Linked DNA regions of Homo sapiens: regions 2 and 3 are each linked to region 1. A link is an interaction called in ENCODE POLR2A ChIA-PET data of the cell type or tissue named here. Cell type or tissue: OCI-LY7. All regions are shown on one strand. Links, peaks and the distances in the headings refer to the core of each region. The heading gives the core; the rest is flanking DNA. Region 1 holds the start of LINC02765 (long intergenic non-protein coding RNA 2765). Region 2 overlaps ENAH (ENAH actin regulator). Region 3 overlaps EPHX1 (epoxide hydrolase 1).

Evidence for each region. Peaks named below come from ENCODE experiments on the same cell type or tissue, not always from the same donor. Only the 100,000 strongest peaks of a DNase experiment are listed, where the experiment ranks them.
Region 2: POLR2A ChIA-PET joins it to region 1 with 10 read pairs; 3 of 35 experiments call an interaction of 5 or more read pairs at or near these places.
Region 3: POLR2A ChIA-PET joins it to region 1 with 15 read pairs; 4 of 35 experiments call an interaction of 5 or more read pairs at or near these places.

The regions. Positions count from the first base shown.
Region 1 is chr1:225,462,315-225,472,472 of GRCh38, forward strand. It overlaps LINC02765 (long intergenic non-protein coding RNA 2765), which reads right to left and starts at 5,458. Exons shown (of 3, transcript NR_187303.1): 1 at 4,875-5,458; 2 at 2,909-3,051. RefSeq lists enhancers at 3,233-4,122, 4,811-5,110, 5,161-5,420, 5,551-5,830, 10,135-10,158. In OCI-LY7, for the core only: a CTCF peak has its summit at 5,595; DNase peaks (open chromatin) are centred at 1,605, 4,957 and 5,497; H3K4me3 peaks cover 2,361 bases; H3K27ac peaks cover 2,738 bases.
Region 2 is chr1:225,578,849-225,589,006 of GRCh38, forward strand. The region is part of intron 1 of ENAH (ENAH actin regulator); the gene reads right to left. Among named protein-coding and RNA genes, the nearest start is that of ENAH, 69 kb to the right of the region's middle. In OCI-LY7, for the core only: no CTCF peak of the experiment used is centred there; no DNase peak of the experiment used is centred there.
Region 3 is chr1:225,817,990-225,828,147 of GRCh38, forward strand. All of the region lies in intron 1 of EPHX1 (epoxide hydrolase 1), which reads left to right. Among named protein-coding and RNA genes, the nearest start is that of EPHX1, 13 kb to the left of the region's middle. RefSeq lists enhancers at 1-642, 6,893-7,569, 9,579-10,158 and a silencer at 7,216-7,402. In OCI-LY7, for the core only: no CTCF peak of the experiment used is centred there; no DNase peak of the experiment used is centred there.

The sequences.
Region 1 (10,158 bases), core at 1,050-9,049:
CAGCCGCTGCTGTCCCAGGGCCCATGGTGGTGGGAACAGCCTCTCCCATATCCCCCTCACGCAATAAAAGCCCATTTACCTGCAGACCAGCTCAATCCAGCTCCAGATTCCCAGGGAAGAAACTGAACAGCCCACCCTGGCTGGGCTCATGCTCATCTGGGTGGAGGGTCTCATTGAACCTGGAGCAGTGACACAGACCAGTGAGGGAGGGTCTCACTGGGCAACGGTGGAGGACTGCTCTGGCTAAGGGGTTTGCTGTGGACTAGAAAGATGCTCCCAAAATGTGTTCACCTCAGATGCTGCGACCATCCCTATAAGCTTTATAAAATGAACCCGGGAAGTAGGGAGGGGGGAAGGAAAATAAACCCAGCTGGCAGCACATCCAGCGTTTGGCACGAGGCCAGCCCGCTCCCAGACCCGCTTCCTCAGAGGTGTTTGCCTATTGCCCTAAAATCACGTAGACCCCGTGACAAGATTAAGGTTCCCCGTCACTGTTCTATAGATAACAACTTGAACACTATAAAATGGTAAGTTTTCCATTTGAGATATTCTTTTAGGTCCTTGCACACCAGTGACACTACTGATGTCAGCTGGTCTCAAGGACCCCACGGGAACAGACTCACAAAGAATGGAGTTTCCACCTCCTGGTGGCTTCATTCCCCTCACTCCAACCAATCAAAGACCCCAGTCTCCCAACCCCTCACCCTCCATGATCCCCTTAAAAATCCCAGCCCAGAACTCCTCAGGGAGATGAATTTCAGGGCTTCCTCCCATCTCCTGGCTTGGTGCCCTGCTATTATTTCCCTGCTGTCTCGATGTAATTGGCCTGTTACTGCACAGCGGGCGTGCAAACCTGTCAGTCCTAGAGCAATGCCATCTTACAGAGGGGGATTTCAGGAGGAAGCACAGGCGTGGGGAGAAAAGCAGTGAGTCTGAACAGCCCCTGCCGCGTGGAGTGTCTGGTGGGATCATGCTCTGCAGAGGCCCAGCTGGAGGCGTGGATCTGGGAGCCATCAGTAACCAGGTGGGGAGTGAGGTCATGGGGGTGCAGGTCACCCCGAGGAAGAGAGATGAAGGGGCTGAAGAAGAGGCAGAAAGAAGCATCAGCAGCTGAGAACACAGTGGAAGGGGGTGGAGCAGGAGCAGTCAGGGAGGCGGGAGGAAAACAGGCAAAACAGCCTCCCAAGGAAGAGGAGGGAGGGGAGGGGAGAGGTGCACAGGGCCTGGTGCTGCTCAGAGGCCAAGCAGGATAAAGCCTGTGAGGGGACAGGGCTGAAGGAGCAGTTCTTGGCAAGGCCCCTGAGAGGGGTGGGCTGAATCTGTAGAAGCAAGTGGGAGATTTTCAGGTGGAGAATCAGGCAGCCAGGTCTGCAGGATGAGAACACATCCTGTGCAAAGACCCCAAGGAAGCAGAAGGCCTCTGGGCAACTTCCAGGGACAAGGAGTTGGCACAGGGTGTGGCGGTGGGGAGTGGTAGTGGGTGTGGCAGGTGAGACACTGAAGAGGTAAAAAAGAACCACACCCAAAATGCTCACTGCACTGCTGAGCTGAGCACACCTTATTCTGTAGACTGGAACTGCAGCCCCAGGGCCAAATCTGACCTGACACCTGTTTTTGTGAATAAAGTTTTATTGGAACACAGCCCTGCCTGTTCATTTGCATACTGCCTGTGGCTCTTTTCACCCCATGATGACCTTATGGCCTGAAAACATTTATAAGTGGCCCTTTAAAGAGAAGGTTTGCCCACCCCTGCTGCAGACAACGTTTCACCACTGAGCCACTCTGAGAGGTGAACGAGAAGATCAGACCTCACTGGCTGCAGTGGAGGCAGTGCTGGAGGGCAGGAGGCTGGAGGCAGGGGGCCAGGGACCCGGCATTGCTGTCATCCTGACGACAGCTGATGCCAACCTGAATTCAGCCAGTCAGGATTGAGGGCACTTCACGTTCCAGGGAGAGCAAATAAAATCCTTTGGTTAGGCCAGGTGTGGTGGCTCATGCCTGTAATCCCAGCACTTTGGGAGGCCGAGGCGGGCAGATTACCTGAGGTCAGAAGTTCGAGACCAGCCTGGCCAACATGGTGAAACCCTGTCTCTACTAAAAATACAAAAATTAGCCAGGCATGGTGGCAGACACCTGTAATTCCAGCTACTCAGGAGGCTGAGGCAGGAGAATAGCTTGAACCTGGGGGGCGGAGGTTATAGTAAGCCAAGATCACGCCATTCCACTTCAGCCTAGGCAACAAGAGCAAGACTCTGTCTCAATAAATAAATAAACTTTGGTTAGCGCTGGCTACCTGAAGTACTGGGTTGAGAAAAACCCCGAGCATGCAGCTTGGCTCAGCAACAGTTCACTGCATCATTAACGTCACATGGAAAAGGGACCGGGAGCGGGTAGCACAAGACCACGAAATTTTTCCCCAATTTAAAATATCTATTTCCGTTTTGTTGAAAACTAAAGCTTGGCCACTGGGATTTCTCCTCTGCTGAAAGATACTTTAAAAATTCATCTTGGGATTTGCTCACGTCTGAAATCTCTAGAATCCCCTGGAGACTCTTAATGGCAGGACCTGGGAGGCTTGTCTGGGCTTATACACAGACAAAGCCTCTGCCTGCAAGTCAGTCCTGCATTCCAAAGAAGGAAATGAGGGGCGCTGGGGTCTGACCTCACACAAGGGCTGCAGGGTTCAGCTGCAGAGGGAGGCTGGGCTTCTGAGGCCACTTGCACTGCAGACTCCAGGAGCCAGGGCTGGGCTTTGACTGGCAGAGTCCGAGCAGAGGAAGCTTGCCGGACACCAGGAGAGCTGCCACCCGGACAGAGCTGGCCAGAGGCCTGTGCATGGGCCACAAGGAAAGAAGGCACAGCCTAACGTAACCTGGCAAGCACCTGTGTAGCCTCTGTAAGTGCTTACCCAGAGAAGCAGGAGCACGGCGATCTGGGTGTTTGGTGACACTTCCATCTGAGAGCAGGGCCCAGGTGGAAGAGGCAGCTGGATGCAGGTTAGTGGGGCCGGTTCCACGGACATTTGGGGCTGGGTGGGACAGGAAGTGGGATCTGAAAAAACAGTGTGACCATGTGCAGTTAGCCAGGGCTAGGGAAGGAAATACAAAGCCTTTTACAAAGTTTTTTTCTGGGTAAGCAAAATGGGCACAGCAGGGTGCTCCTGTCCCATTGACAGCCTGGTGACGCAGGCAGGGCTACGGGCTGGGGCCTGAGGCTATGAACCACGTAGGACTCCAGCATCAGATGTCTTTTCCTGATCCACAGTGCCATGAGACGTCTTTGGTTGAGCACCTGCCAGATGGCTATGAAATGAGCTGTCTGTGCACAAGAAACGAGGTGAGAGGAATGCGCCTTCCCCCAACCTGGAAGGACAGACAGGACTTTGTGCTCCTCCACCAGGCTCCCAGAGTAGGAAGGAAGGATGGGCTTGGGAGCTGATTCTCTGTGCTTCAGGGGCTGCCCAGGCAAGAAGGAACCAACTCCCACAGCCAGACCAGAGAGGAATCACTTGAGTTGCCCGAGGCCCAGCAGGAAGGGGGCCTTGGGCTTGGGGTCCTCCGATAGGAAACGCCTGCCTCCTGCGCAGGCAGCCAGACTGCCCACAGCCCGTGGCGTGGGCCCTGGAAGAGCCACAGAGCTCCCCCATCTCAAGAGCCCTGAAGGGGTCCCTGGGCACAGTCTGGCCACCCAGGAGGACCCCATGGGGACATCTCTGAGCCCCTGGACGGGGGGGACACTGTTCAGGGAACAGAGGAGCCGCAGTGAGTGCCCAGGATTAAGCCAAGGCCGACGCAGTGCTCCTGTTCCCCCAAAAGCCTCGGGACTCCCACATGAGCCCATGCGTTACCGGAAAGGGGTCCGGATCCACACCCTAAGAGAGGATTCTAGGATCTCGCGCAAGAAAGAATTCAGGGTGAGTCCGCAGAGTAAAGTGAAAGCAAGTTTATTAAGGAAGTGAAGGGGCCGGGCGCGGTGGCTCACGCCTGGAATCCCAGCACCTTGGGAGGCTGAAGCGGGTGGATCACCTGAGGTCAGGAGTTCGAGACCAGCTTGCCCAACATGGTGAAACCCCATCTCTACCAAAAATACAAAAAATTAGCCAGGCATGGTGATGGGCACCTGTAATCCCAGCTACTCAGGAGGCTGAGGCAGGAGAATCGCTTAAACCCAGGAGGAGGAGGTTGCAGTGAGCCGAGATCGCACCACTGCACTCCAGCCTGGGCAACAAGAGCGAAACTCTATCAAAAAAAAAAAAAAAAAAGAAAGAAAGAAAAAAGAAAGGAAGGAAGAAAAGAATGGCTACCCCACAGACAGGGCAGCCCTGAGGGCTGCTGGTTGCCCACTTTTATGGTTATTTCTTGATGATATGCTAAACCAGGGGTGGATTATTCGTGCCTCCCCTTTTTAGACCATATAGGGTAACTTCCTGACATTGCTATGGCATTTGTAAACTGTCACGGTGCTGGTGGGAGTGTAGCAGTGAGGATGACCAGCGGTCACTCTCATGGCCATCTTGGTTTTGGTGGGTTTTGGCCAGTTTCTTTACTGCAACCTGTTTTATCAGCAAGGTCTTTATGACCTGTATCTTGTGCCGACCTCCTATCTCATCCTGTGACTTCCTTAACCATCTAGGAATGCAGCCCAGTAGGTCTCAGCCTCATTTTCCCCAGCCCCTATACAAGATGGAGTTGCTCTGGTTCACACGCCTCTGACACATGCAGTGAGGACCCCTCCCCGCCCAGGAACCCAGTGGATGATTCCTCTCAGGAGGTGCGGCTGGGAATTAATTTAATTTAATCTAGAGAAATGATGTTTGTTTCATGTTCAAATGTTCTGGAGAGGTTACACCAGTGACAGAGGCCCTCTGAACTTACACACACAAAAGGCAACTCATTAGCAGGAAGATGAGAAAGCAGAAAGCGTCTCAAGACAGGAAGCTCGGCTTGGTGTCACCCAAATGTGTCTCCCCTTGACAAATCATCTCCCATGATCTGCCGGTCCCCGGGGAGGACAGGCAAGAGGCGGTGATGGGCTGTCAATGTGCATCTCGGCGTGTGGCAGTTGACAGGGCACCTTCATAGGTTTCTTCTCTGCAACTTCACTGCCACCCCCTCAGAAACTGAGACCCATCGGCGGCCGGCCTGAGGCACCCACAGCTGCAGAGAGCCGGGCACATCCAGGGCCTTGGGTGTGTCTCTCCTCCACTGTGGTGGAGGCTCCCCTCCACTGTGCCAAGCCCAGGGGGGCTGGCAGTCCCCGTGGGTGTGGCCCAGAAAGACTGGCAGTGTCTGTCCCAGACCTCAGGGCCACAGTCACCAGATAAGCACCCACTGCACTCAAGGCCTCTCTGATCAAGTCCCACGACCAGGCTCTCCAAGTCCTGACACCGCGGAGACCCCCAAAAGAGGAGGATGGAGCAGAGGGCAAGGCTCTCAGCTCCGCGGACTCACACCCAGCTGCAGAGGCAGGGGGAGCCGCCCTTTCTGTGGCCGGGGAAATTGAGGTCACTTCCTGTCTCGCTTCCCTCTCTCTGTGCTGGCTGCATCCTTCAGAAGGGGGGTGGGTGGCTGCAGGGCAGCGCCAGGCAAGGCTGCGGAGAAGCCGGTGCTCCCTGTGTCTAGGATGAAGAACAGAGCAGGGGGCTCCTCGGCGGTGTCGCTTCACCTCTCTTCCTGCTCCTTGATTCTCTCCACCCCCACCACCAGCCCAGGTGGAGGCTCTCGGTGATGAAGGTGCTGGCAGTGAGGGGCCTGCAGAGTCCGCATCTCTCTGCAGCTCAAGGGGCTCTCGGAGGCCACTGGGAGCTGGAGAGGGAGGAGGTCAGAGGCCTACAATTGGTTTTCCTGCTTGGAGAAAGAACAGATAGGAGCTTTCTAGGGCTGCGGCTCCATAAATAGCTCTAACTGTCCCTTCTCTCTCTTTTATGTTCTTTCAAACATGAAGAAAGAAACAAGCTCTAGCAAGGAACTCAAGTTAGACCGGCAAGTATTTGCCAAAGGTTAAGGGGCCAGAAAGCCAGAAGGTGGACACAACCTTAGGGACCCTGGGCCATGAGCCGTGAGACCTCTAGGATCAGCAGGGCCCAACAGGGCCATGCAGGAAGCCCTAGCTTCAAAGCCACAGGCACTGGGGAGTGGGTGGGGGCTCCCCAAAAACCACACGCTGCTCCCCAAACTCCTTTTAGAAGTGCCCCGGAAGACCTGGACCTGGCTGTGCACAAAAGCACCATGCTCTCCTCTGACCAGATCCCTTGGATGAGGTCCTTAAAGACCCCCTGGAGCTCAGTTTCCTCATCAGTAACTGGAGAGGTTTGCACCAGGTGGTCCTTGAGGGGCTCCCCCCAGCTCTGAGCCCACGATGGTGCATTTCATACCCTGGACTGTGTCTGAAAACTTGAGAAGGAGTAGGGAATAGGATAGATGCGAACTGAGCTTCTTGATGGGGTCCCGTACCTACCCCATATTTACTGCACTAGAAGCAGGGCCTGGAATCCACACTTCAACAAGCTCACACTAAAATGGGAGACCGTGCCACGCTGGCCTTTCTGGGGCTCCTCAGCCACGTTTTTGCACCTGCTGTTCTCTCTGTCTCCATTATTTCCCCTAGATCTGCACTGCTGTGTCCCTGATTTCACTCAGATCACTGCCCAATGTCCTCTTCAGAGAGGTCTTTCCTAACTGCCTCCTCTAACAGGTAAACAAGTAATTTTTTAATGTAGGTATGTCCCATGCAATGTTTGGAAAATACCGATACTAAAACATTATTTGTAATTGATCTGAAATTGAAATGTAACTGGACATCTGGTATTATTATTTGCTAAATCCAGCAACCCTAAGCAACAAGGACTCTGCAACCCAGCCCCCAGACTATAGGCCATTTGTGAGCTTGAGTCTCCAGGGGCGGCAGACAGGGCTGCAGCTGCTACGCCTGCCCAGCCCTTCCCCTCTGCTCCCCTCCCAGAAAGATGCATAAATGCCCGGGGTGGCCTAGGCAATTAAGGCGAATTGTCTTCTGGGCAGTCCTGCATACCTGCAGAGGACTGTAACTACAGAGGTGTGCACAGGAGTTTCTGGGCCAAGAACAAGACCTCAGGGCTTTCTCCTCCCATTCTCCCCTCCCCACCTCCTACCCCACATGTTTAAGGTGCCTTGAGTCCCCAGATGATCACACACTCTAGCCAGCTATACATATCGGTACACACTACAATCAGGCAACTGCTGCATGTGAGAGCCCCTGCCATAGGTAACAGGCACCATGGTCCAGACATATAAATAGAAGGTGAAGCTCCTGCCAGTAAGCATGGCAACCTGGAATTGGGGTGTGTTATAGGTTAAATGGTGTGTCCCCTCAAACTTCATATGCTGAAGTCCTAACCCCCAGGACCTCAAAATATAACCCTATTGGGAGATAGGGTCTTTACAAAGGTAAATCAAGAGGGCATGAGGTCATTAGAGTGGGCCCTAATCCAATATGACTGGTGTTCTTTACAGAAAGTAACCTGGGGCCAGGCATGGTGGCTCACGCCTGTAATCCCGGCACTTTGGGAGGCCAAGGCAGGTGGATCACCTGAGGTCAGGAGTTCAAGACCAGTCTGACCAATATGGCGAAACCCCGTCTCCACTAAATACAAAAAATTCACCTGGCGTGGTGGTGTGCACCTGTAATCCCAGCTACTCGGGAGGCTGAGGCAGGAGAATCGCTTGAACCCGGGAGGTGGAGGTTGCAGTGAGCTGAGATTGTGCCACTGCACTCCAGCCTGGGCAACAGAGCGAGACTCCATCCCAAATAAAAAAGAGAAAAAAGAAAGAAACTTGGACACAAACGCATGCCATTGGAAGACCGTGGGAAGACACGGGCAGAAGGTGGCCATCTCCATGCCAGACAGGGACCTCAGAAGGAGGCCATCCTGCCAACGCCTTGGTCTTGGACTCCAGCATCCAGAACTTCGAGATGATAAGTGGGGGTTGTTGAAGCTGCCCAGTCTGGGGAACTTTGTGACAGCTGCCCCAGAAATCTGATCCACTGCACCTGGCCTCAGAGTTCAGGCTGGCTCCACTCTCTCTCTCCCGACACCTCCCATCAGGTGGGGACCTGCAGCCCATTCCCAGGTGGGGGTCTGCACAAGGACAAGTTTGGGATGAAGCCTCAGGTCACCTGGCTTCCTGGATCTATAAACTGTCATCTAAGTGACAGGCTTGGCTCAGGAAAGCCGCTCGGTGCCAACCAGCTTGAGAGCCTAGCTCCCGGGGGCAGGCCACCGCACAGAGAACACACACGCTTTCCTAACAGCCTTGCTGGGGAAATTTGGCCACTGGCTGCAAAACCTCACTGGAAGTAAAAAATAGGAGTGTCAGATCCTGTAGCTGAATGAAAGAAATTTGGACCAGCCAGGGTTAAGGAAGACAGACTTTCTGCTCTCCAGAGTCTGCCTGTGCTCTCAGGACAGGCCTCGGTGTGGCAGCACGTGAACCAGTGGCAGGCTGTTTTTCTTTCTTTCCATGTTCCCAGCCCCTGGCACATGGTAGGTGCTCAGAAAGTGCTAAGGACTTCCTAAATGCAAACCTACACAGCCTAGCCCGTGCAGCAGGGAACGGAGATCACCGGGCACTCGGGAGCCATCCACTCGGTGGTGGGCGATTTGAGCCGCTGTCTTCAGGACCGAGACCAGGCATCAGGGACCCCAGATTGTGGAGCAGACAACAACGCCGGCTGACCTCGGACGACGTCTCGTCCCGTATTCTATGTCTCATGTCCTCTGTGAAATGGAAGAGCCTCCATCCCTAAGGGGACAGAGTTTCGGGCTTGGTGAATGGAGCCTGGTGCGAAGCAGGAAGGAAGCCCCTTGGCTCCCACCTGCCAGCTACTCCGGGGCACTCCCCCGACCTTCTGGCCATCTCCATTGCTCAGAGCCCCACTGTGGGAGGTCTGAGCTCTCAGAGGCTGCAGTGAAGAGTGACAAGGATGACGCCCCCACCAACCCCATCAGGGTTCCTGGGGGTGCGGATGACATGTGGGCCACCTGGGCTTGTCTTTAGCGTTTTGGGGAGATGAATAGTTTGAGTGACTGTCTGCTTGCACCTGCCTCAGGACAGAGTAGTGAGAGGTAGGAGGAAGGCGTAGAGGGGAAGGGAGCTTCAGAGGTAACCCCCGACTGAACCGAGAGTGCACAGGTGGTCATCCTGCACCCAGTCCTCCTGTCAACACCAGTAAGTGGGCGGTCCCCTCCCTGGGCAGGGCAAGACCCCTGGGCCTGAGGGAGGTGGGAACGAGTGCAGGTGGCGGGGGTAAACATCTCTGCAGGAGGCAGAGCCTGTGAGCCAGTGCCTCCGGCCAGCCCCTACTGCCGGGTGTAACGGGTGTGAAGGGAGACATGTGGACCGGCACCTTGTTCCGGTCACTTCCACTCTGAGCTTTTCCCGCCCATCACACCAAACTGCTGGTGGTGCCCCCGCCCTGCACTGCCGCCGCCTGAGGCCCTATCCAAGCCATCTCTGATAGAGCTGAGCCTCGAGGGGCAGGACTCCCCTAAAAACATCCCCTGTCTTCAGCAGGGGTCCAGGGACCTAGACAGGTGGGGGACCACCCGTTGTTACGGAGTGACTGGGAGGGCCACCCGAGGAGAGCCAAGCAGGGGACCACCCCTCCCGGCATGGGCAGACCTAGCAGGGCAGCCCCGGGACTTGGGGCGTGAGATCCGACTTCCTGAGGCTCCACTCCTGGCGGGGGGCAGGCCAGGCCACCGTGGCTCTCCAAGGAAGGCGCACTGCCTAGCTGCGTGGAGCGTGGTTGGCCTCCAGCCGTTGGCTTCCTCAGGGTCAGCATCCTCTCTGCCTCTCCAGGAGTCTGAGCTAGGTGAGGATACAAGGGCCTGACTATTCCACCCCTCAAGGGCTCCTCTGATGGGCAGCACTGGCTCTGCATGCCCACTGGGCTGCCAGAGATGAGTGTGGCAGATCCACATCGCAGCTTACCCACCCCTCCTGCACTCTCTTGCAGCCTCTCTTTTCTTCATGGGTGTTGCTCCCTCATAAATAAATAAATATATATATATACACACACACACACACACATAGTTGCTGTTGTTGTTGTTGTTGTTGTTTTTGAGGCAGGGTCTTGCTCTGTCGCCCAGGCTGGAGTTCAGTGGCACAATCACAGCTC
Region 2 (10,158 bases), core at 814-8,813, 120 kb after region 1:
AATCCAAATCTCTTGGTTTATGTTATGAAAGACCTAAATCCCAGAGACAATTAAGTGACATAAGCAGTTACTGAGCCAGTGTTGATACTAATAATACTACTAATAATAGTAAAAAATAAGGATATGTATATAGTACTTACTAAGTGCCATATATGGTTCTATGTGCTTTGCCTTTATTAATTCGCTTATTTCTTCAACAACCTTATGTGGTAGGTACCGTTAATATCCCCATTTTACAGATAGGAAATGGAGACACAAGAAGTGAATTAACTTGACTAAAGACATACTGTAGGGAGAGGCAGAAATGGGACTTAAAGCAGCCAGTCTGCTTCCAGGTCTGGACTTGCAACCACTCTACTAAAAAAAGAAAGATTCTGACTATAAACTATATTAGTTCCACAAAATTACCTCTTCACATATTTTCTATTATTTCCACATTATACTTCATGTTATATTTAATTTGAAGCTAAGAGGAAAGAATTTATTTGCTGAAATTTATGTTCTTTTTAGAAATAACCAAGGTTTATTTTAAAGGTTTCATTACTGAAGATACAATGTTAACCTATAACAAAAACATGTCTAGAATATCAGATTTTTTTAAGGCAGTAGGAAGAAACTTATTCATAAAATTAATACTCCAGGGAAAGTTTCCTTCAAATAGAATCTCAACTTTCTTCAAAGAATTACATGAAAGACAAAATCTGTGGGAAACATTTTAGACATCAAACTATAGATACAGATAGAGATTCACACAGACATGCACACAGAAACATGAAGAATAGAATAGCAGCTATCGTTCCATTATTTTATTTAAACTACTCCAACTTTGTTACTACACAATGTATGAGTTTAGCACATTACAGGACGCACATGAACTTTGAAATCTATTAGCCAATTAGAAGAATATGTCTTTACATCTTTCAAAAAGAATAGGTAAAAAGAAATAATATATTTTCAGTTATAAATATTTTCATCCAAGTCAGTGTAGAAAAATATTGACTAGAAAATTAAGATAAAACTTCAACCTAAAACTACAGAAAAAGAACCTTTCAATGTTTAAAGTTTTGTTATGTTCCTTTATTTGAGATGCTTTGCTGTTCTTCCTATGTAAGACATCACATAGCTTCCTAGTGGTAAACTTTGCTTTTAAAATTTCTCACCCTACTGTGTGATTCTGGTTCCTACTCTAAGTATACACTGTAAGAAATAAAAATTTATTATACCTTCTTCTTCTTCCCCACACCCTCAACTCATCAACAACAAAAAAATAGCTATTAATAATCTCCACACCTCCTAGTATTCATGCCCAGAGACTTACCTCTACTGAACAGAATATGGGAAAAAAAATACATATATATATATATGGAATGTCACTTCCAAGGTTAATTTACGAAGTGACTCTGGCTTCCATCTAGCTTGCCACCACCTTATGGAGAGGCCCACACGAGACAATTATCAGGAATAAAATGAGGCCCTCAGTCTAACAGCTGGCATGCAACTAAATCCAATCCATTAATGTGAATGAGCTTAGAAGCAGATCCTCCTCCCCCCGTGATGACTTCAGTTGAGACTGCAGCCCTGGCCAACATTTTGACTGCATTTATGAAAGACCCTGAGCTAGAGGAACCACCTAAGCCAAACCCAGAATCCTGACCCTCAGAAACTGTGTAATAAATACGTGACGTTTTAAGCCACTAAAACTTTGTGTAATTTATTGTGTGGCTATAAGTAACACACTACCCCTTCACTCCCTCGTGCCTGACCCCAAGACCTTAAACTACTTAAGATTGGGCCGGGTGCAATTCACGCCTGTAATCCCAGCACTTTGGGAGGCCAAGGTGGGTGGATCATTTGAGATCAGGACTTCGAGAACAGCCTGGCCAACATGGTGAAACCCTGTCTCTATTAAAAATACAAAAATTAGCCAGCCATGGTGTCTCGTGCCGTAATCCCAGCTACTTGGGAGGCTGAAGCCTGGGAGGGTGGAAGTTGCAGTGAGCCGAGATCGCATCACTGTACTCCAGCCTGGGCAACAGGGCGAGACTCTGTCTCAAGAAAAAAACCAAAAAAAAAAAAAAAAAAAGCCAAGATTACCTCAGATTTCATAAGCTCCGTGACTTTTAGCACACATATAGGCACACAGGGCTCAGATTCTTCGTCTGGCCACCCATCTTTTTTTAACTGGACTTGTAATTTTCAAAGATCAATTCCCAGTGCACCAGCAAACCTAAACCGTCATTCACAGCATGAGAGTTCACAAAAAGTACAGACATCTAGAAATGGTCACAGAAAAAAAAGAAAAATGTGGGAAAACACTTCACTTGGCAACACATACTTCCCTATCTTAATAAATTCTCCCATTAATAAGAAACTTTTCTCAGTAACTGAATAGATTATTTCACCTGTTTCCTGTAGTTCTTCTTTTCCTCACATTATTTTCATGAAGTTATATGGCAAAGCCTCTCAAAATACTTTCCAAGCACCGTAGAGTTAAAAATATCAAGTGTGGCTAATTTTAGCTATAAAGGCACCAGGCAGAGCCAAGTTAGACAGACGTGGAAATAAAAACGGGATGAAAGATGGAGTGGGAGTGGAGGGTGGAGGGTGAGCCACACTGACTTCTTATATTTTTATTTTGCAAGGTTATTAATTTCAATGAATGAATAGTGTCAGCAAAAGACAAGTACCATATGAGATCAAGAAAGAAAAACTAAAGCAGAATACTATAGAATCTCAATCTATTTTTCTCAAAATGTAAGCAGGGAGGGTTCTGCTTCTGGCCAAGTAATGGCCAACTTTCCAAATGACCCTCCCATAGATAAAACTATAAACTCTGGATTAAAATTAAAAAGAATTTTTTTCTGAGACAGGGTTTCACTCCGTCACCCAGGCTGGAGTGCAGTGGTGCTCACTGCATCCTCTACCTCCCAGGCCCAAGCAATCCTCCTACCTCAGCCTCCCAAGTAGCTGGGACAAACCACAGGCACGCACCACCACACCCAGCTAATTTTTTTTTTTTTTTTTAATTTTTGGTAGAGATGGGATCTCCCTATCTTGCCAAGGCTGGTCTCTAACTCCTGAGCTCAAGCAATCCTCATCTCTGGATAAAATTTATAGAACAACTATATGAAATGTATGGTTTGGATCTGTGTCCCTGCCCAAATGTCATGTCACTGTAATCCCCAATGTTGGGGGTGGGGCCTGGTGCAAGGTGACAGGATAATGAGGGTCGTCCTTTCTGAATGGTTTAGCAACATCCCCTTGGTGCTATTCCTTTGATAGTAAGTTCTCATGAGATCTGGTTGTCTTCCCCCCCTCTCTCTCTCTTGCTCCTGCTCCAGCCACAGGAAGTGCCAGCTCCCCCTTTGCCTTCCGCCATGACTGTAAGTTTCCTGAGGCCTCCCCGGAAGCCAGCATCATGATTCTTGTAAAGCCTATGGAACCGTAAGCCAATTAAACTTCTGTTCTTTATACATTACCCAAGCTCAGGTATTTATTTATAGCAGTGAAAAGAACGGACTAATGCAGGAAGGCACTGGAGAATGAGAAGAAGGGAGTCAACTCTTTTAAGAAAGGAATAATACGGGGAGAGTTCTCTGATGTTTACAGCTTTTAGCCTGACAACTGGTCCTGGTCTGTGCTACATGGGAGAGCTAAAACTCCAACAGAAACCCCCACAGACTTTCTAGCTTAAAGATAAAAGGATAGAGTTCAGGGCAATCCATAGCTGCTGCAAAATGAGAGGAAATTCCTGGGAGGAAAATGAGCCAGTGGGCAGGAAGGAACCCCAAATTCTGTATATAAACTCTGCCTAAATCTCTGGATGATCCCTGATCTACTCATGTGTAGGGCAGTTTCCAAGTAACTAAAAGAGCTGAACCAAAATATGACCCACTGCCTAAAAGACAGAATTTGCTGTTTTGAGTCCAACCAAGTTATACAGATCTGTGGGACAGTATCATTGGGGCTAACATATTAATATGTGTAAGAGTCTGGGACAACTCCCCACTCTCCGCAAAAAAGAGCAAAGCATATTCAATCTAAAAACAACCACAAGTAGGTATATCACAGTTGAAGACGAAGATACTTGAAATGGCTAGAGAAAAATGAAACTTTACATAAAGAAGAACAATAAATTGGATGACCACAGACATCTTCATATTGTACTGCAGAAACAAAAGAGAACAGAGACAATAAAACAACATCTTTAAAGAGCTCAAATACAAAGCTGCCAATCTAGAATTCCATATCCAGGGAAAATATTCTTTAAAAATGAAGGCAAATAAAGATATTTTAAGAAAAAAGAGGCCAGGCGAGGTGGCTCACACCTGTAATCTCAGCACTTTGGGAGGCTGAGGCGAGCAGATCACCTGAGGTCAGAAGTTCAAGACTAGCCTGGCCAACATGGTGAAACCTCATCTCTACAAAAATACAAAAACTAGCCAGGCATGATGGCGGGTGCCTGTAATCCCAGCTACTCAGGAGGCTGAGGTGGGAGAATTGCTTGAACCAGGAGGTGGAGTTGCAGTGAGCCAAGATCGCGCCATTGCACTCCAGACTGGGCGACAGAGGAAGACCCTGTATCAAAAAAAAAAAAAAAAAAAAGAGAGAGAGAATTATTCAAGTTGAAAGAAAATGGTACCAGACACTCAAATAGTCTGTAAGAAATGAAGAGCATTAGGCTGGGCGCAGTGGCACATGCCTGTAATCCCAGCATTTTGGGAAGCAGAGGCGGGTGGATCACCTGAGGTCAGGAGTTCATGACCAGCCTAACATGGTGAAACCCTGTCTCTACTAAATACAAAAAAAGTTAGCCAGGCATGGTGGCGCATGCCTGTAATCTGAGCTACCTGGGAGGCTAAGTCAGGAGAATCACTTGTACCTGGGAGGTGGAGGTTGCAGTGAGCCCAGATTGCACCACTGCACTCCAGCCTGGGCAACAAGAGCAAACCTCCATCTCAAAAAAAAAAAAAGAAAAGAAAGAAAGAAAAGAAATGAAGAGCATCAAAAATGGTAAATGTAGGCCGGGCACAGTGGCTCGCACCTGTAATCCCAGCACTTTGGGAGGCCAAGGCAGGCAGATCACTTGAGGCCAGGGGTTCAAGACCAGCCTGGCAAACATGGTGAAACGCCATCTCCACTAAAAATACAAAAATTAGCCAGGTGTGGTGGTGCACACCTGTAATCCCAGCTATTTGGGAGGCTAAGACACAAGCACTGCTTGAACCCGGGAGATGGAGGTTGCAGTGAGCCAAGATTGTGCCACTGCACACAAGCCTGGGCGACAGAGCAAGACTCTGTTTCAAAAACAAAAAAGGTAAATACAGGATAAATATAAATTGGACTGTGTTCTTTTAAGGTAAAACTTGTAACGTTATCTTAAGAAGTTTCAAATTATGCAGATAGGATATATCAGACAAATACAGCAAAACAAACTGGGGGGAACAAACCTAGAGAGTTGCAAGGTTTCTACATTTTATGCAAAGTGCTACAACATTAACTCTAAGTAAATGGTAAAAGTGAAAGCAATAACTAACAGGAGAGAGAAAATGCAAAGAGGTATAGCAAAAAAGTCAGTAGAAAAATTAAAATAGAATTCTAAAGGTATTCAATTTATCCCCCAAAAAGGCAGAAAAGGAATAACAAAGGACTGAAAACAGAAGGGACAAACAGAATACAAATATTAAAATGGTAGACTGAAGTCCAACCTCTCCATAATTACATGAAATGTTAATGACTAAACACTCTCATTAAAAGGCAGACATTAGATAATAAAGAATCAATTACATGCTGCCCACAGAGATGCACTTTAAATATACAGAAAGCAGGTAGGTTCAAAGTAAATAAACATTGGTAAGCAACAAGATCTTCAAAGTAACATAAAAAAAGGAACAAAGTAAATAAAATATTATATGTCATGAAAACAGTACCCATATAGTAATATCAGAATTGACACATTAGTATCAGATAAAGTAGACTTTTAAGCAGAGGAATTTTTCAAAATTATAAAATGGTCAATTCATCAGAAACAAGTAACAATCCTGAATGTACAGCCACCTAATCACCATCTCTAAATACATAAAGCAAAAACTGACAGAATTAAAGGGAAAAATCTCAGCACTTTGAGAGGCTGAGGCAGGTGGATCATTTGAGGTCAGGAGTTCAAGACCATCCTGGCCAACATGGTGAAACCATATCTCTACTAAAAATACAAAAATTAGCCAGGCAGTAGTGGCGTGTGCCTATAATCCCAGCTACTCAGGAGGCTGAAGCAGGAGAATCGCTTGAGCCTGAGAGGCAGAGGTTGCAGCAAGCTGAGCTCATGCCACTGCACTCCCATCTGGGCGACGGAGTGATACCCTGTCTCAAAAAAAAAAAAAAAAAAAAAAAAAAAAAAAACAGAGAAAGAGAAAAAGACATTTTCACAGTATTAGTTGTAAATTTTAACACCCCCTTAAACTGATAAAACTAGACAACAGAAGTACACAAAAAAATTTGCAAGCACATAGAATAAATGAAGGTTATTAACCACTTTGACTCATTTGATATTTTAAAGACACTATACATAATAACTGCAGAATACACATTCTTTTCAAGTACATCTATAATCACCAAGATAGATGATATGCTGGGCCATAAAAAAAAATTGAATAAATTGCCCAGGTGCAGTGGCTCATGCCTATAATCCCAGCACTTTGGGAGGCCGAGGCAGGTGGATCACCTGAGGTCGGGAGTTCGAGACCAACCTGACCAACATGGAGAAATCCTGTCTCTACTAAAAAAATACAAAATTAGCCGGGCGTGGTGGTGTGCACCTGTAGTCCCAGCTACCCAGAAAGCTGAGGTGGGAGAATTGCTTGAGCCCAGGAGGCTGAGGCTGCAGTGAAGCATGTCTGTACCACTGCACTCCAGCCTAGGAGACAGAGTGAGACCCTGTGTAAAAAATAATAATAAATAAATAAGAAAAAAATCATGAGATGCAGCTAAAGCAGTGACGAATGGGAAATTTATAGTTGTGAATGCATATATGAGAAAAGAAAGGCCTAAAAGCAAAGACTTGAGCTTCGTTCTTAAGTTAGAAAAGAATGGGCATGGCGGCTCACGCCTGTAATCTCAGCATTTTGGGAGGCCAAGGTGGAAGAACTGTTTGAGCCCAGGAGCTTGAGACCAGCCTGGGCAACAAGGTCAGACTCTTAACTCTATAAAAAATTTTAAAAATTGGCCAGGCATGGCTGCGTGCACCCGTAGTCCCAGCTACTTGGGAAGATGAGGCTGGAGGATCAGCTGAGCCAAGGAACTCAAGGCTGAGGCATAAGAATCGTTTGAACCCGGAAGGCGGAGGCTGCAGTGAGCCGAGGTTGCACCACTGCACTCCAGCCTGGGAGACAAGCTCAAAAAAAAAAAAAAAAAGGAAGAAAAAGAGGAGAAGGAGGGGGAAGAAAAGAGGGGAGAGGAGGGGGAAGGAAAAGGGAAAAGTAGAGGGAAAAGGAAGAAAGAAATTGATATATGAAGCTCCTCACAAACAAAACTCCAGGCACATGGTTTCACTAGTGAATTGTGTCAAATAGCTCAGGAAAAAACAGCCCTGATATTATATAAACTCTCAAAAAAATAAAGAAGAAAACATTTCCAGCTTGATTCATGAGACCAGCGTGATCCCAACATGAAAGCCACACAAAGATATTACAAATAAAGAAAATCATATTATCCTTAAATAATACACAAAATTTCTTAACAAAATAGTATCAAAGTTGGCAATATTAAAATACTAACACATCATGACAAAGTAGGGTTTATTCCAGGAATGCAAGATTGGTTTAACATCTGAAAATCAAGGTAATTCACCGTAACAGAATAAAGGAGAAGAACAACGTAATGCAAAAGAGGCAGAAAAAGGCCGAGCATGGTGGCTCACCCGTTATCCCAGCACTGTGAGAAGCCAAGGCAGGCGAACCACTTGAGGGCAGGAGTTCGAGACCAGCCTGGCCAACATGGTGAAACCCTGTCTCTACTAAAAATACAAAAAGTAGCCAGGCGTGGTGGCACGTGCCTGTAGACCCAGCTACTCAGGAGGCTGACCATCTCAAAAAAAAAAGAGGTGGGGGTGGGGTTGGCTGGGGGACAGAAAAAGCAGGGATAAAATGCAACATCTGTCTTGACAAAAACTCTCAGAAAAGTAGGAAGAGAAGTGATTTCCCCTAATGTGATAAAGATCATATATTAAAATATCTAGAACATCATACTTAATTTTGAAATACTGAACTCCTTCCCCCTAAGGTCAGGTAGAAGGCAAGGATTAACCACTTCTATTCAACATTGTATTGGTGGTCCTAGCCTTTGCACTAAGGCAAAGAAAGAAAAGGAAAAAAAAGAAAGGACAGAAAGGGAAAATAGCCTCTACTTGCAGATGACGAATTGCTGCTTATGGAAAATCCTAAGGAATCTACAAAGCAGCAAATTAGTAAGTGAATTTAGCAAGGTCACAGGATTCAAGTTTAATTTAAAAAATCAGTTGCATTTTTTATATAGTAGCAACAACAAACCAGAAAAATAAAGTTTTAAAAACTGCATTTGCAATAGCACCCAAAAAAGAAAATCTTCATAATATCATGCGTAAAATCTTTATGCTGAAAACTAAAAAACACTGGTAAGAGAAATTTTAAAAAACTTAAACATATACAATGTTCATGGATTGGAAGCCTCAATATTGTTAAGATGTCAAGTCTCTCCTAAATTAATCTACAAGTTAAATGCAATCACAATGAAAATCCCATCAAGCCATTTTTGTAGAAATTGACAAACTAATTATAATATTCATATGGAAATTCAAAGAGCACAGAATATCCAAAACAACAACAAAAAAAGAATAATGATAGAAGACTAATAGTATCTGATTTCAAGATTACAAAGCTACAGCAATTAAGAGGGTATGGTAGTGGCCTCAAAAATAGACAAATATATCAATGAAACAGGACAGAGTCCAGAAATCAACACATATAAAGACAACTAATTTTTTAAAAAGACGTCAGTGGAGAAAAGATAATCTTTTCAATAAGTGGTGCTGGAACAACTGGATATGCATGCAGAAAAAAAATCTCAATGCATACCTCACACCATACAAAAAAATTATTCAAGATATATCGATTTAAACCTAAAAGCTAGACCCATAAACTTGGAGAAGGAAACCTAGGAGAAAAATCATCACAGGAAGGCAAAAGCTCTTCTCAATAATTACAGGGAAAAAAGGCAAATTAAAATTTTCTCCCATAAAAAGACACTTTTAAGAAAATGCATAGAGTATATAAATTTTTTCTCAATAAAGCTGTTACAGGAAGAAAGAGAGGGAGGAGGGGAAAAGGGAGAGAATGCATACATAGGCAAGGCACAGATGAAGAAAAAAATCTACGAAACATAAATCTGACATGAATCCAACATTTCTGAAACTCCAACAACCAATAAAACATTGGGCAAATAAGTTGAACAGATGTCACAAAACATGATATATAAATGCTCAGTAAATTTGTGTTAAATCATTAATCATCAGGGAAACGCCAGTTAAAATCACAATAAGATGCCACTACATAACCAGCAGGATGGCTAAAACATGGTTTAACCCTAACTCCCACACAGCAATGGTGAGAGTATAAAATGGTTCAACAAACTTTGAAAGAAAAGTTGGGGCCGGGCATAGTGGCTCACGCCTGTAATCCCAACACTTTGGGAGGCCAAGGTGGACGGATCACGAAGTCAGGAGATTGAGACCAGCCTGGCCAACACGGTGAAACGCCGTCTCGACTAAAAATACAAAAATTAGCTGGGCTTGGTGGCGCATGCCTGTAGTCCCAGCTACTCAGGAGGCTGAGGCAGAATCGCCTGAACATGGGAGGCGGAGGTTGCAGTGAGCCGAGGTCGTGCCACTGCACTCCAGCCTGGCAATAGAGCAAGTCTGTGTCAAAAAAAAAAAAAAAAAAAAAAAAGGAAAAAACTTGGCAGTTTCTTACAGAATTAAACAAACACCTACCCTCTGACAAGTCAATTTCAATGTTAGGTATTGCTCAAAACTGGAAACAGCCCAGGTATCCATCGACAAGACGATGAATAAATTGTGGTGTATTCACCCAAAGATTCATCAGAAAACAAGAAAAGCAAACAACTGAT
Region 3 (10,158 bases), core at 885-8,884, 360 kb after region 1:
CTGACCCCATCTTTTTAGACCCAAAACCCTGATATTTGTAGTGCGCCTAGGATACTGGTTCTCCAGTCTTCTTTGGGGTCAGGGGGCGTTATAGTGCCTCATGCCACCTACTCAGCCCTCTTCCTGCATCTTATGGTCTGTCTCTACCAACTAGGCTAAGTAGGTTATATTTATTATTCCTCAAGGGGAATTCAGCTCTTCTTGTTCAAAAGTTCTGATTAATTTTCTATGCTCTCATTCAAAGAATTTTTAAATTCATTCATTCATTCAACAAATAATTAAGCTTCTACTAGAATGCCAGGCACTGAGAGTCCAGATGGGAGCCAAAGCAGACATGGTCAGTGGCCTACAGGAGCTTCCGTCCAGCTGTCAGTCACATAATCACCCTGACAAATGTGAGCTCGACGAAGGCTAGGACTGAGAGATCTGCCTTGCTGGGATAGGTCAGGAGAGGCTACCCAGAGGAGGGACAGTCAGTCTGAAATCTGAAAGGTGGATAGAAGTTAGGGAGGTGGGAAGGGGAGGGAATAGCTTTTCGACAGAGGGATTCGCCTTCATAAAGCCCCACAGTAAGACAGCATGGTGAGCACAAAACTGAAAGATCGGGGGGCAGCGTGAGATCCCAGCCCTAAAACTCTCACTTAGCTTTCAAGTAAACTGTTTCTCCATAATATTGATACCAGTAGCACTCTGAGGGGCTAGGGGAGTGGTGAGATCACACAGGCCTTGAAGGCCACACTAACCCAAGGACAATGGGAAGCTCTTTAAGGGTTTCGCAGGGGATGGGATATACATGATCAGATTTGCATTTCCAAAAGATCACTCTGGCCTGGCTCATGCCTGTAATCCAGCTATTTGGGAGGCTAAAGCAGGAGGATCACTTGAGCCCAGGAGTTTGAGACCAGCCTGGGCAATATAGTGAGAACCTGTCTCCATTAAAAAAAAAAAAAAAAAAAAGGTTTGTATGGTGGCTCACGCCTGTAATCCCAGCACTTTGGGAGGCGGAGGCGGGCGGATCACGAGGTCAGGAGATTGAGACCATCCTGGCCAATATGGTGAAACCCCATCTCTGCTAAAAATACAAAAAATTAGCCGGGCGTAGTGGCGGGCGCCTGTAGTCCCAGCTACTTGGGAGGCTGAGGCAGGAGAATGGCGTGAACCCGGGAGGCGGAGCTTGCAGTGAGCCGAGATTGCGCCACTGCACTCCAGCCTGGGCGACAGAGCGAGACTCCGTCTCAAAAAAAAAAAAAAAAAAAAATACAAAAATTATCTGGGCATGGTGGCATGCGCCTGTAGTCCCCGCTACTCAGGAGACTGAGGCAGGAGACTTGCTTGAACCAGGGCGGAGGTTGCAGTGAGCCGAGATCGTGCCACTGCACTCCAGCCTGGGGACAGAGAGAGACTCCATCTAAAAAAAAAAAAAATGTTTTAAAAAGATTGCTGTGGCTTCAGAGTGGCCATTGTGTTGGAAGGGGTAGAGCAGATGTGAGTGGACCGGGCAGGGTAGTAGTCCAGGGGAGAGCCACAGGAACCTGGGCTGGGTTGGAGATGGATTTGAGATGTACTTTGGAAGTTCAGCTGCCAGAACTTACTGATATCTGTGGCGGAGTGAAGGAGAGGGGTTTCAAGGACGTTGCCTGGGTTTTTGGCTTGGCAGTAGCAGGGCGGGTAATGTCAGTTACTGAGGGAGGGAACACCAAGAGAAGACAAAGTTTAGGGGGACAGGATCACAGTGCGATTTCAGATGCACTGGAGAAAATTTTGACACAAGGTACTGTCTGGGCCCCAGGTGGCTCTGCTCTAATACATTTATAACTCTTTGTCCGCACTTAATCACTCTGTCATACTTAGCTGCCAGGGGGCCAAGAAATGTCAAGTGTTTGGCTGGTCTTCTCCAACTAAAATTAAAAATCCTTTGCTAAGGAAGAAGGAGAGAACATTGCTAGCAGTCTGCCTCAACATCCCAATCTGATGGCGTATTTGCCGCAGCCACCAGCTCATCAAGGACAGCTGCGGTGAACCTTTGAGTTCTGAGTAATCTCCTGTCTGGGCCACCTTTCTTCACTCAACCACAAAATCCTCACATTCCCAAGTATATTTTCTTTCTTTCTTTTTTTTGTTTTTTTGAGACAGAGTCTTGCTGTGTTCCCCAGGCTGGAGTGCAGTGGTGTGATCTTGGCTCACTGCAACCTCCGCCTCCTGGGTTCAAGCAATTCTCCCTGCCTCAGCCTCCTGAGTAGCTGGGATTACAGGCATGCCCGGCTAATTTTTGTATTTTTAGTAGAGACGGAGTTTCACCATGTTGGCCAGGCTGGTCTTGAACTCCTGACCTCAGGTGATCTGCCCACCTTGGCCTCCAAAGTGCTGGGATTACAAGCATGAGCCACCACGCCTGTCCCCAAGTATATTTTCTTAGCTCACTCTTTTCAGCATGTAATTTACAGAAGGGTAATCTGAATTGTAAACACGATTTCTAAGTTAAAACTCCTGGGTCAGCTCGTGATGAAGTAGCAATTTATAAAAGAGATAGTATAGTAATAAATGAGACAACTACACTCGGAAATGTGGAATCATCAACTCTTATGCGAAAATAGCCTATGAGACTCTTGTGTTTTTTCATTCATGCCATGCGCTTCCTCACTTCCATCCCATTCCATTCCACATGCTCTTCTTTCTGCCTGGATTATTCCCATTCCACCATTATTTTTCTCCTGGTAAACTCCTATTCATACTTAAAAACCCTGCTCAATGACCCCTTCTCTGTGAAAACTTTGTGGCAAAACCTAACCACTTCTGCTTGTGCACACTTCTCTTCCATCTGTGTGCATATAGTATGTGTCTATAACTGGAAGGGTGTTTATCTGTTATCCGTTTGTCTGCCCTGCTAAAGTGTGAGCTCCTACAGTTACAGGGTTGTGTGTTAGTCCTGGTGCCTGCACAGTACCCAGCCAGTAGTTACACTCAGTGTTGCTGAACCAACCTCTGGTCCAAAAACATGTTTATACTTGCTTTTCCAAGGCGCCAATCCAAATCTCTTATTTACTTTAAAAAACAAATAACTTCTTGGCACTTTAAAAACCACATTCAAATAACAGAAAAAGAGTTCATTTGAACTTTAAGTATCAATCTTAAAATGAATTGTATGTTTTAAAACTTGACTTAGTGACATCACTTAAGAGAATTTTTAAAAAGCAAACTTTTATTTTTACCCCAGTGTAACAAATATTAAGTTCCATTAAATTATTAAACTGATCTACCTTTTCTTTTTTTTTTGAGATGGAGTCTTGCTCTGTTGCCCAGGCTGGAGTCTAGTGGGGCAATCTCGGCTCACTGCAACCTCCGCCTACCCAGGTTCAAGCGATTCTTCTGCCTCAGCCTCCCGAGTAGCTGGGACTACAAGTGCACACTACCACACCCAGCTAATTTTTGTGTTTTTAGTAGAGACGGGGTTTCACCATGTTGGCCAGGCTGGTCACGAACTCCTGACCTAAAGTGATCTGCTCGCCTTGGCCTCCCAAAGTGCTGGGATTACAGGTGTGAGCCACCATACCCAGCCTGTTTTTCATTTTTTGGTTCTTTTTTTTTTTTTTTTTTTTTTTTGAGACAGGTTCTTCCTCTCAGGCTGGAGTGCAGTGATCATAGCTCACTGCAGCCTCAACCACCTGGGCTCAAGCAATCTTCCCACTTCAGCCTCCCGAGTAGCTGGGACCTCAGGCATGCACCACCATGCCTGGCTAATTTTTTTTTATTATTTGTGGAGATGGGGTTTTGCCATGTTGCCCAGGCTGGTCTCAAACTCCTGGGCTCAAGTAATCTACCTGCGTTGGCCTCCCAAAGTGCTGGGATTACAGGTGATTTACCTTTTAACTGTGCCAAAGAACAAAGCACCTACTTTATTTGCTCTCCTGTATTTAAAATGGTCCTTTATACCTCAGATCCAGAAAGATAAACACAAGTAAACTAACAAGTACTCTACTTGTATCATTTGTTGTTTTCTAACAGTTTACATTTAGTCCATCTTTGAAGGGTAAAGACCATTGATTGCTCATCTAACTTCTTCACCTTGAACTTAGTGAGATTTTCTTCCACCTTTCACAAATGCATGCCCAAAATTTGACTTCAGTGTAGAATTGGAATTAAAATGTATGCAATCCCATTTCTTACAGTAGGAGCCAAATGTTCATCAAGTTCCCCTCTGAGCTCAGTATCTTGTAGCTAAATGACCACTATCTTCCAGTCACGTTTTTAAAAAAAATCATGCTGGTTTGCAACAAAAATTGTATTTTCTTTACTAGGCAAGTGAACCATTTTGTTGGGAAGAGTACCTTGGCTTCGAGAAAAAAATGATTTCATTCTGAAAGGCTTCCCCTCCAACCCCCTCCTGCACAAACTCTCAGCCCAGTAACTTGTCAGTATTCTGGAAAAGTGCATTACAAAACAAAAACTCGAATCAGATAAAATATATCTCTGGAACTTTTGAGGCAGATCAATGAAGCTCTGATTTCAGGTGCTAGCAAAATAAAGCAGGCACTCTCATTTTGTATTGTTTTACTTCTCAGTTTTTCATGGTGTCTCCTAAACTTTGATGTTTTGAAGAAGTTCTAATGTTTGCTACATCAGCAGGAGCTGACCACAGGGAAGAGATAAATATAGCTCTCCTTGGAAAGGTGAAGGCTTAGCCACCAGAATTCTGCCCCTTGATGCTGAGAATGCACCTTCTCCGAACAGATGGAAAAGAGGGGTGGAGATTACCCCAGGGACATATCTTGCAAAATGCTGATACCCGAAGATGTACATAGCCTTGTGCTTTGGTCATCCTCCCAAATCATGTCCTTGGTGAAGGCACATGGAGAGGAGAGCAGATGCTGCCAGACCACGGTGCCTGACGCCATGCACTCCCTCACGTCCAGCCTGTTTATGTGCACACGGCTGCAGCGGGACCTTGGGGTGTGGGCTAAATAACAAGAACAGGGGCTCCTCTGGGGTCTGTTACAAGGCAGAGATGCTCCACGGTAATTAGGGATTTAGGGGAAGAGGAAGGAACACACATGTTGATAATAAGTAGTTCAACATTATTATCCCCATTTTACAGATGCAGCTACTGAGCTTAGAGAGGTTTCATAACTTGCCCAGAGCCCCTCAACTAGTAAACAGTGGAGCCGAGATTTGAACGACCCAAAGAGGAAAGCAAACAAGCAGCCCCTTTATTACTTTTTTTTTTTTTTAAGATGAGGGTCTTGCTATGTTGCCCAGGCTGATATTGAATTCCTGGCCACAAGTGATTCACCACCTTGGCCCCACGAAGTACTGGGATTACAGTCATGAGCTACCACACTGGGCCAAAGCCCTCGTATTGTAACCTCCAAGATGTTTTCATTTCTAAAGTCAAAGGTTGTCAGAGTTGCTGTTTTGCAGGGAGCCATGGGATGGGGAGTCTCCGGGAAACCCAGGCTGGCTCCTTAAATGGCATCACCCAAGTTGGCCATCAAGCTTCCCCAGACTCAGTCACTCGGCCCCCTCTTTCCCTGGCTGTAGAGCAGGGGTTTGGACTCGAGGCTGCTGAGTTCCTCTCCAGCTTCCATGCCCAGTGGCAGTGACTTATCAACTGGCCCACCCGGTGGATGTAGGGGTGATGCAGCCCTGCTCTGTCCTCTTGAGTGCTGGGTGGCCATGAGAGAGGGAGGCCATGAGAGGGAGGGGAGGGTTCTCATCTGCTTAGTGCCACCCCCTCCCCAGCCCACCCCAGGTCCTCTGCCGCCTTGGGTTCCTGCGTGAGCAGTCCTTCTCACTCTGGGCGATGTTCGCTTTCACCAGCCCAACCCCAAGAAGTCCACCCTGGGGAGGACAGAGGGAGTCTCCACGGCTCCACACCCCCATGCTTTGTCGGAGATCTGGCCAGGCAGAGTGGTGCCCTCTTGACTGAGCCTCGAGCCTTTGCTTTCCCCTTACTCCACATAAAGCCGCAGCCCTGGCGAGGGAGCCCAGAGGCCTGAGGACAGCCTGCTGGGTGCCTGGCACTCTCTAGATCCTCCCTGCCTGGGCGGTGGGCATCTGCAATTCTCCCTGTCTCGAACTGCAGCAGAATGTGTGGGCAGGGTTAGGCAGATAGAGAGTGGGTGCCTGGACTCATTGGTCAGACTCTAAGACCGCCCACCCCCGCCGCCCCCGCAGTCCTTCCCAGGACTGGCTGACCCACCAGATAGGGGAGGGTGTTGTTTCTTATTATTACATTTTTTGAGAAAAGCTATGCAGGCCTGGGAGACGTCTGTGCCCTAGGAGTCCCTTCTGGCCTGAAGACTCAAGGCTGCAAACAGGTGCTGAGAGGGAACAAGAAGGGGAGTTGGGGTGCAACACACCCAGTGACAGACCAGGAGTGAGTGCTGTGGCCACAGATTCTAATCCTCACAACTGCAGTGTGATTTAGGCTAAGCCCCTTGCCTACTCCGATTCTTGCCTTAAATAAGTGAAAAGGAAAGTCAAGTTTGATGAGTTGTGGCTCTTTAGTGGGTGGATTTGCATGTACCATGGATTACATTTACCAGGGTCTAGGAATTGTCAAGCGCCCAGCAGGCTGCCATCAGGCCTCCGAGCTCCTTCGCCAGGCGGCTTTATTTGGAGTAAGAGGAAAGCAAAGGTTTGAGGCTCAGTCAAGAGGGCGCCACTCTGCCTGGCCAGCTCTCCGACAAAGCAGACGGGGGGGTGTGGAGCCGTGGTGACCCCCTCCGTCCTCCCCAGGGTGGGCTCCTTGGGCTTGGGCTGGTGGAAGTGAATATTGCCTGCAGCAAGAAGAAGGACTGTTCATGTGGGAGCGCAAGGCGGCAGCGGGGTTGGAAACCCACCCCCACACAGTCAACACCTGCTGTCACACCAGGCTAATCAAGAACACTTTTCTTTGGTGCATTAACCACCTGCTATTAAATAAAGGGCTGTTACTAGGTGGCAAAGTAACACACTGCAGTAGAGCCTATTTGTAATCTGAGATCAGTGGCTGTAAGGCACCATCCTTGAGCCAAGCAAGTACTAATATTCTTGTTATCTTAATTAGAATGCAAGAGATCGTGTTTTTAAAATTCTCTTTGAATCTGTCACTTTGCCCTCCTCTTCCTGGGTGATACACCTGGTAGTGCTGGTGGGGGCCATCATAATGCCCCTTGTCCCAGATTCCCTTCTTTTAGATGGGACTCGAGCACTGATCATTTCAGCCCTGTATCTCTCAGGTCAGCGTGGTTCAGTTTGCTGTGCAGAGTCCAGGGGAGATAACCACGCTGTGCACACATGAGATTGGCTGACTTGGCAGGACTGTGCAATTGTCAGAAGGCCGTGGGGAGTGGGGGCCAGTGCCTGCAGCCTGCCCTGCCTCTCTCACAGGCCCTTAGAGCATCGCCAGGTGCAGAGCTCCACAGCTCTCTTTCCCAAGGAGTAATCAGAGGGTGAGAACGTGGAGCCTGGTGGACAGGTGAAAGCACTGGGATCTTTCTGCCCAGAAAGGGGAAAGTTGCACATTTATATCCTAGAGGGAAGCGACAGCAGTGCTTCTCCCTGTGCTGAGGTACAGGTAAGGAGGGTGGTTTGTAAAGTTCACTGGGGAGGGTGATCCCTCTTTATTGTTCTAATATTATGCTCGCAGCCTCCTTGACAACATCATGCAAAATGTGTCTTACTAGCTTCTAGTGCATAAAATATTGGTGGAGCTCTTCGCTGTGCTGGGCCAGTCACCAGTGCTGGGCACTGTGGGTCAAGGCAGTGCCCAGGACGGGCACAGCCCTGCCTTCCCAAGCTATGGTTTATTGTGGTAGGATCTGCCTGCCCAGTGAAGTGTGTTCAGCTGCTCCTGTTGCTGGGGGAAGCTCTGCTCTCTGCCTTCGGCTGCCTCCCACACGCTCCCATGTGTCTCCCAGTCCCTAACCCCTAGTCCTGCTTTCAATACCGCAGGGGCTTTTAGCTGACTTTTCTCCATCTTCTTAAAGGGCAGGATTTCCTGGCAGAGACATAACGTCTTTCTGGAAATGAAAGAAGCTGATGCATGTTTTTTCTTTTCTGAATTACTTAAATAAGAGGAACTCATTTCCAGGTATTCCCTGCCTTGTTTTTATTGTGGGAGTGTGGTCCCAGCTGCCCATCTGATCAGCTGACATAGGGTCCTTGGGGCCCAGGCACTGTTACTGCTTGGGATTGAAAGATGAAAGCCACAGGGCCAGGCACAGCAGCTCGTGCCTCTAATCTCATCACTTTGGAAAGCCGAGGTGGGCGGATCGCTGGAGGTCAGGAGTTTGAGACCAGCCTGGCCAACATGGTGAAACGCTGTCTTTACTAAAAATACAAAAATTAGCAGGAGGTGGTGGTATGCACCTGTAATCACAGCTACTCAGGAGTCTGAGGCACGAGAATCTCTTGAACCCAGGGACAGAAGTTGCAGTGAGCCGAGATCGCACCACTGCACTCTTTGAGACTCTGTCTCAAAAAAAAAAAAAAAAAAAAAAGGGAAAGCAATGGCCTGGCTTGGCTGGAGATGGAACATGCATCAACGTGTCCCACGTGTCTCCAGCAGGGATAGCGAAGGCCTGCCCCCTGGCACATGGTAGACTGAGTAAATGTTGATCAGTGAGACCTTGAGGCACTTTAGAGTTTCACAATCCAGAGAGGGAGATAGATTGGAAGTTCAAGGGTGGACACCTGGGCATGATTCCCAGGACGAAGGCTGCAGTCGGTTCTAAGAAGTATGCTGGTGACTATGAGAGAAGAGGTTGTGGGTTTCCTCTCTTGAAAGCTGTCTCCATAATCACATGTGGGGTGATAAGGGCTCTGGTCCAGGGGAGGGGGCGAGGCACACAGGGGGCTGAATCTGATGGCATGAGGACTTGGTGATGGGCTGTGGGGAAAGAATTGGAGATGACTCTAGGGCCTGAGGGTGGGAAGCTGGGAGTTCACTGGGATCACTGATAGAAACGCGGAGGTGGGGGGTGCCAAGCTGATTTTCCTGATTAGATTTCCTACAGAACTGCAGGAATAAGGCGAGAGCCATCGCCCTGGGTGGATTTCTGTTTGGAGCTCTATCGCTGGACCACTGTGGACAAGTATTTCATAGAACGACCCCCAGTAGCCCAATTCTAGGTTTAGAGGGGCAGCTCTTGACAGGAGCAAACTCCAGGGCCTCTGCAACCCCCCAGCAGAGTCCCAAACATCTGACATGTAGCCAATGGAGGACATGCAAGTGGTGGGGTTCCCAGCAGGGACCACCTCCTGCCTTGGGTTTCCAAGACAGAGCGAGGGGCGCTGCTGGGGCGTGGTTTGCAGGGGCCTTGTCAGAACTCGATGCTTTCTCCTCCGTCTGGGTCCTAACTGCAGTGCATCTAGAGACCCTCCTCTGACTCAGGCATAAGGACGGCCCGCATATTCATGCAGGTTACTCTGAACAAGAACAGTCTATGGGTTACTTCCCTAGGAATGAGGAAGATGAAGAGCTAGATAACAATGCTGGGCTGGTATCTGCCTGATAGTGCTTTGCCAAGACTATGGTTTCTTCCTCTTCTGATCAAAAAAGACACAGGAGTCAGACAAATGGGGATTAAAAGACAACTGAGTTGATGTGAAATGTAACAGGCAACACTATGGACACAGAAAGTAGATTAGAGGCTGCTTAGGACCTAACGTGGAGGGCAGTAGGGGAGCGACAGCTGAAGGGTATGGAGTTTCTCCGTGCCGATGAAAATGTTCTACAGTTGACTGTGGCTATGGCTGCACATGTCTGTGAATATCCTAGAAACCACTGGAGGGTTCACTTTAAATGGGCGAATTGTATGGTATATGAATTATGTTTCAATAAAGCTCTTACACAGCTAAGCTGTGTGGCCATGGCTGGGCTTCCTAGCAGTGTCCCCCAACCCCAAATTGAACTTACTCTCCCAGCACTTGGGCCTCCCCATTACCCCGTCTGCCCTGAGGATAAGCCTCTCTCCAAGAAGGACAGAGCAGGGGCTGTGGGCCACCATTCAGGAAAGGTGCTCCTCTCCCCTGGGGGAGGGAACCCAGAGGTCATGGACAGAAGCCTTCTCAGACATGCAAAAAACATGAGGCTGTCGGGCGCCGTGGCTCACACCTGTAATCCCAGCACTTTGGGAGGCCGAGGCGGGCGGATCACGAGGTCAAGAGATTGAGACC